Regions from separate parts of the Mus musculus genome. Here region 2 is linked to region 1. The links are chromatin contacts, found by Hi-C in ENCODE. All regions are on one chromosome and are shown on one strand. The core of a region is the stretch at or near the end of the contact, and the rest is flanking DNA. Distances in the headings are between cores, read along the strand shown.

What was found. Hi-C counts contacts between places; a loop is a spot of excess contacts on that map.
Region 2: a map of adrenal gland shows a loop between it and region 1 (2.8-fold over the local background). The contact joins the enhancer-like site here to the promoter of Ercc4 in region 1. A Hi-C loop is called at or near these places in 14 of 37 maps with a recorded cell type or tissue (CH12.LX, T-helper 1 cell, T-helper 17 cell and 5 more).

Annotation. Positions count from the first base shown.
Region 1 is chr16:13,107,818-13,111,067 of GRCm38, reverse strand. It overlaps Ercc4 (excision repair cross-complementing rodent repair deficiency, complementation group 4), which reads right to left and starts at 1,332. Exons shown (of 11, transcript NM_015769.2): 1 at 927-1,332. The coding sequence starts at 1,133.
Region 2 is chr16:13,400,419-13,403,694 of GRCm38, reverse strand. Mrtfb (myocardin related transcription factor B) reads right to left here. Exons shown (of 17, transcript NM_001122667.2): 12 at 2,011-3,042; 13 at 385-540. All of the region lies in intron 3 of Gm15738 (a long non-coding RNA gene), which reads left to right. Among named protein-coding and RNA genes, the nearest start is that of Gm15738, 20 kb to the left of the region's middle. Within about 2 kb of position 1,858, at least 1 of the 3 ENCODE cell types and tissues checked has a DNase peak (open chromatin) inside an H3K27ac peak, as active enhancers do.

The DNA.
Region 1 (3,250 bases), core at 83-2,582:
AAGCACTGTAGATTCCTGGGGAATCCAACAGGGCCTCAGCCTTTAAAGGAGTTGTTAGTGACTCTTCTCAGCTGACATTTTCTTCCTGGCCACTACACCTAGGGGATCATCAGATTCATCATGCTAGGCTATGTCCACATCTCTCAACATCCGCAGCAAGGCATGTCTCATTCCACTGTCCTCAGGATCACCTGTTCTCTGTAACCCAGATTGATCGCTCCCTTAGCTTTAACTTCTGCACCCCCACCCCCATTTCCCTAATCCCTCTTCTTTTGTTAAGTCTCAAGGTCTCCTTTTCTACTAGAAAGTAATAACTCTCAGAGACCCTATCATCCTCGTCATTGTCCTTTTAGGGACCACACTCTGTCCTCCAAACACCCTTATATCCAACTTCAAACTCAAACACTATTCCTACCCAGATTCTGATACCGTCTCTCCTTTGCAGTGCAATTCAATCCACTACTCTACCTCAATGTGTAGCCTACTCGCCCCTCTCCTTTTCAGTGTTAAGGAGTGTGTGGGACCCGTATTCTCAGTGTCCTCAAACTGTGTCTGGGCCCTGTATTCAATGCTCTCCCATGTCAATAGAGGAACCCAAGACTTTCTTGGGATGCATTCTATACTTGGCAGTCATCCCGCAGTGTCAGAGTCCAGGATCTCCTTCCAGGACCCTCACTCAATGCCCTCCCTTGTCGTGGCAGCCACTTCAATTTCCCTGGGGTTCCCTTCCCTCCTTCGCAGCGACTTGGAACTGTGTAGGTGCCCCGCATCTCCCCCCTGGGATCTTAATTCATTCCCTTTCGTGCCCTGTTTAAGATCTGCATGGGCTCGGAGTCCCTGCAACCGTACAGCTCCGCGTTCCTACCGCGCCGATCTCGCATCGGATGTCCCCCAAACCCTTGGGTCTACCCATCCCGCAGTCGCACCTCCTCGGCCGGCTGCGTGTTGAGCACCAGCACCAGGCAGGCCGGGTGGCAGTGAAGCCGCAGGAAATGGTAGAGGAGCCGGTCGGTGCCGAGTCCGCGGGCACACACCACCAGCCCGTCGCTGTCGAGCAGTTCCAGCACCTGCTGCCTCTCGTACTCCAACAGCGGCGCCATACTCCGCCGTTCGCCCGACAGGCCTGGCTCCATGGGCGCCCTTCCGGGACCGCGGCCGCACGCTGACGGAAAGAGCCGAGTCCAGCCGAACGCTGGCCGAACGCAGGGAGAGACGCCAGGGCCGAAGGAGCGCAGAACAGATGTAACTGCAATGGCCGACTGAGAGAGGCCGGATGTAGCCGAAGGGAGCCGAGTTCAAGAGAGCCAACCGATTGTAGCCGAAAAGGAATCGAGGCGGGGACAAGTGTGGCCGGAATGTGCCCGAGCCCAGGGCAGGTCTACCCGAACTCAGCCGAGAGGCGCAGAAAGCGTTAGCGCGCGTGCGCGCGCGTGTGTTTAGGTTCCCCATCCTTTGGCTCTCTAGACCTAGGCATAAACTAACAAAATGCAAACAGAGAAGTCTAATCCGCGTAATCCTCCAATACCGACAGTTCAGAATGTTGCTGTCAGTATTCCAAGTGCATCCAGAATCGACATCGTTTTCCTAGTGTGAGGGTTTTGTCTCTACTTTTGCAAGTATTCCTCCCCCTCCCCGCCTTGAAAATTTTTAATAAGCACAATACCTTATGAGTTTCAGTCTCTTGTTTGCAAAGGTCTTGAACTCAGTAAGTTATTTTACAAAGCCTCCATCAGGTGCCAGTTGCAGCCGCGTTCCTTCCACTAGAGGGACATCTTGGGTCGTGTTTGTAACTACCTAAAAAAACCTCCAGGTAAGCAATCTAGGAGGCATTCTCTCTCAGAATTCTCCATTCCCCTTTATTTTCAGCCCATACGAAATACAAATGAAGGCAAAATAGGATTGTTCCATTACTCAGGAATAACCATGGTTAACAACATACTTTTGCGTGCCCCCTACCCTCTGCCGCTGCTCAGTTTGTGCGGCTGCTTGCCTGCTTAATTATATGAAATAATAAACAACCAAGATTCGAAACCAGATTTTTGGTTTCTCCAGGTGGGACAGGCTATCTCACTTGTTGAAGTAAATTCAAGGCCAGCCTGAGCTAGAGATGGAGACCTCCAGCACAAATATAAAGGGTGTTAGGATGTAACTTAGTGGTAGATCCTGAGTTCCGTCACAAATTTTCCCTAAATCTCTGTCCTTTATGTGGCTGGGTTTTCTGTAATGTGGAGGCATATACTTGTCTAGTTACTGGAGAACGTTTAGTTGGCTCCCACTCCTCCCACCAGCACGCAACATAGCATTTCACTAGCTTAGTTCATACAGAAGTTCACTCAAACCCTCAAGGTACGTTTCTCGAATGGACGATTAGTGGGAGAAAAAGGACACATTTATTTGAGTTTGCTCGACCTTCATTACATTGCCTTCCCGTTTACCAATCTCCCTTCACATCAGCCGCTGCAAGTGGATTTGTTTTCTCTCTCTCCTCTGCTTCTTCCAGCGTTTTCCTTCTGTCTAGTCACAGTTAAAAGAGCATCTAATAATTTCTGCATCTTCCTGAAGTGGACAGAGATGCCTGCAGACGCTTTCCGCGCAGCATGTCTGGGAGCCAGGAGATAATGCCTGCAGTTCAACAAGCCGGTTATATAATCAGGCAAGGCCACAGAGCTGGATGGTATGTTTCTTAGCGTTGGTTCAGGGTACAGTAAGTAGTTACTCAGCACACATTCAGAGGTGGGTGTGTGGGTGTGTGGGTGATTCCTCCCAGGTTGTGGCAGGCAGAATAATGCAACCCAAAGATTGAATTCCCAGAACCTATTATTTTTCATGGCAAAGGAGACTTCACAGATGTCATTGAGCTAAACTCTTGAGATGGAGAAATGATATTGACTTATCCAGGTATGCCCAATATAATCATAAAGATGTGCTTAGGGGCAAAGGAGAGGCAGGGGACTTAGCTTCAAAGGGGACTGTGAAGGAGAAACTAAGGTCAGAATGAGGTAGAAAGTGCCAGGAACAGAGCGTTGAGGAGCTGAGGAACTCCTGCGTTCTCCCTTGGGAAGCCAAGACGTATCCCAGCCACCCCCAACAACCCACTGTTGGGGGACGTTGCATTTTTGTTATTTTAAACCTCTGTGTTTATGGTGCTTTGTTGCAGCAATAATGGGAAAGGGATGTACACGCTTTTCTTATTTTGACCACACTGAACTTTGAAGATGAAGTTCTCCGCTTATCCAAACAAACAAACAAG
Region 2 (3,276 bases), core at 609-3,108, 290 kb before region 1:
TAGATGAAAACATATAAAGTTCTAACTTGAGAGAGAAATCCCAGAAATATCTTTTTTTATCTTCAACTACCTTTCCCCATGGAACAGCACACTTAATTAGAAAAGAAATATACCTTAAAATTCAATAAATCTACCCTACCAGAATTATAAAACAAGCTCTGGGGACTTACTTGGAAAAGGCTTGGACTATTTAAGCATCTTTCACACTAAAGAACTCCCCAGTCCTAGACAAAGTATCTGTGTTCTAATAGCTTTGGATCCAAGGTTTGTTCTCTGGCTGAGGATTACAGCCTTCCCAAAGAACACGATTTTGGGATGATGCTCACTGACAGGGGAGAGGTGACAGAAAAGAATAGCACTAGTCTCTCTTTGTAAGCATCCCACCTTTCTGACTGGCTGAGGCTGGCCCAACACGTGCTGTGGGAAGGCTTCCTGCTTCTGAGGCAGTGCTGAGGTCAAGGCTGAGGGCAGGGCTGCAGCTGGAACCTGTGTGGCAGCAGCTACATGAGGCTGAGCCTGGACTCTTCCTTGTGCTGGGGTCTAGGAAGAAAACAAAAATCAATCTTAGTGTCAAGAAGCACATCTGGAATTGAGTTTATAACACAGTGTAACTGTTTGCTTTGGGATACACAGCTAAGCTGACACAATGGTTATAGTCACACACTTTGGTCCATCTGTATGCATCTGATCTTTAGCAATTTTTCCCTTTCTCTGTCACCCCTCTCTACTTCCCTGGAGATGGGGACTAGGGTTCAAAATTGTCTAGCTTCCTGAGAAACACAGTGCTTCATTATGTACAGTCACCCACCCAAACAACATACTGGGACTTCTATCAACTTTCCCTGAGTGAGTTCGAGGACAATCCTAAACCAGTGACAAATGTCAGACAGCTGTCTTTTTAACCTCACTGTTCCTTAAGGTGGCTAAGATTTCACTTGAAAAGTTTTGAAAGCAGATAACAGAAACAAGACAGCTCTACACATTATAGGTCTGTAACCCATGATACCCAACAACCTACAGAATTGCTTTTAAGCTTGTAGTATACACAGTCTAGGAATAGCCAGAGATGCTGGGCATACAGCTGTATACAGGCCCAGTAGAAAACAGGTTTTCTTCTTGTATCAATGGCAACAAAGGATTTGGATCCACTGGCAATCTAATACACGTTTAGAATAGGTTTCTAACTCATGCGTACTCTGCATACTTCTGCACACAAAGCAGGGCGTCAGATTGCTGTACACTTGTTGAGGGTATTTGGGTACTGACTCCTGCCACGGGTACTGGGCAGATTAAAGCTAAAGCACTGGCTCAAATGGCTTGTTTTCCTTATGACCACATCTAGGTAAGGTCTGCCAGAAGTGCACTATACAGCAAGAGAGTCAATCTGCAGGTCTCTGCAGTCAGAACAACCCCACTTCATGTTTTCCTCAGCTGAAGCATTCTTATATAAATGGCACCTCCCAAGAACAGGCATATGACTCCTGCCACCATCCCCAGCTAGAAGACATGGGATTGATTACATGTCATATCTGTCCCCGGGCTCCTAGAAATGGAAAGTTACTTGGAACCAGGGCAGAGAGTGAAGTGTTCAAGGCACACAGCCTGTGATAATGCCATTAATCTTTAAAAATGTATCTCTATGTCTGTGTGCCTTTGTGAGTTTTTGTGCACATGTGTGCAGGTCCCCAAAGAAATCAGAGGGCATAGGATCTCCTGGAACTGAATTAGACAGCTGACCTGCCTGATGCGGTTGCTAGGAACTGAACCTGAGTCTGCTTTGAGAGCAGTGTGTGCTCTCTACAGCCCTGCGTGCGCATCCGCATCCAAGAGAACAGGAGGTCACCCTGCTGGTTTTTATGATGTAAACACAGTGGTAGCCAGACCAACCCTTCCTCCTCCCCCACACCCACACCACGGCCTTCCAAAACTGTAGCCCACAGTAGCTGCACAACAGCTCAGAGCTAGCTGCAGTATTTGCTATCAGGCAACACTGTGAAGCACACTTCATACCTGGAGTTGAAGGCTGCCTACTGGGAGTTGCACTGAAGTAACATTTGAGCCCTGGATGGACACTGGCAGCAGCAGCTGAGTTGTCTGTGTGGTCAGTAAGGCCTGAGGCTGAGCAACAAGGGCAGGTGGCTGTCCCTGGGAACTAAGGTAGAACTGCGAGACAACGTTCTGCTGCTCTGCTTGGGCCATGGGGACCTCTTGCTTGACGACCACAGTCTTTTTGGCAACAAGGGTCTGGCTACCCGTGGAGATGGGCTGGCCTACAGAGTGGCCAGGCACTGTGATGGGCTGCTGGGGGCTGGAGCAGTCAGGGAGTGAGGCCTCATCCTTGATGGAGGACCCAACACTGCCATGTTTAGGATCTGATGTATTAAAGGGATGTGGGGGATCACTGGGCTGAGGGTCTGGTGGTCGCTGCTGCCCACGTTTTTCCACCTCAAGCTGCATCTTGAGGACCTCCACAAGCTTCTGTTCTTGTTCCAGTTTCCTCTTCAGTTCTTCAATCTGTTTCTCCTTCTCCTGAAGTTTGCGGTCCTTCTCAGCAGCATCCAGTTCTAGAGTAGACAGGGTGCTACTGGAAGGGCTCAGGCTGTCATCATGGCTCACCACCCTCAGGGGAGATGAACACAACAACTGGGAAGGTGACATCATAGTCATGATCTCTGTGAAGGTGTCTGTCATGTTTGTGTCATCGGTACTGAGACTGGACTGCTCAGAGGGTGATGGGGAGATGGGCAGAGGAGAGTGGGCATTTTCAACATGGGGCACACTGCTGGTTGCAGGAAGTGCCAAGTCTGCCTTGAAAGTGGACACAGAGCTTGTTACAGCATTATGCAGTGTTGTGACTGGCAGTGCCACTGTGACCTCTGGGTTACTGGTGACAATGGTTGCTGATGACACTGCCACAATACTGCCAGTGGCAAGGTTACTACTGGTCACTTCCTGGTAGGGTTTCAGGCGTTCAATGAGGTCTGGTTTAGTTCCTGACACTGGCAGACCCCTCAGTTTGAGTTCTGTCTTCAGCTCTGACACCTGGAGGCAAAAGCAGATCAGGTGCTTGGTTTTATGAGTCACCCACACATAAACACCAGAACACACCTCCGTGGCCCACAGAGGGATGGTGACACTCCCAATACATATCTGGACCTGCCATATAAACAGACTTTCTCCATTTGTACACACTGTGATAACTTAAGTCTACAGAGGAGGCACAGGAGCCTGTGAGCAGTAACTATAAAACAGGTGATATTGCAGTAATTACTACAG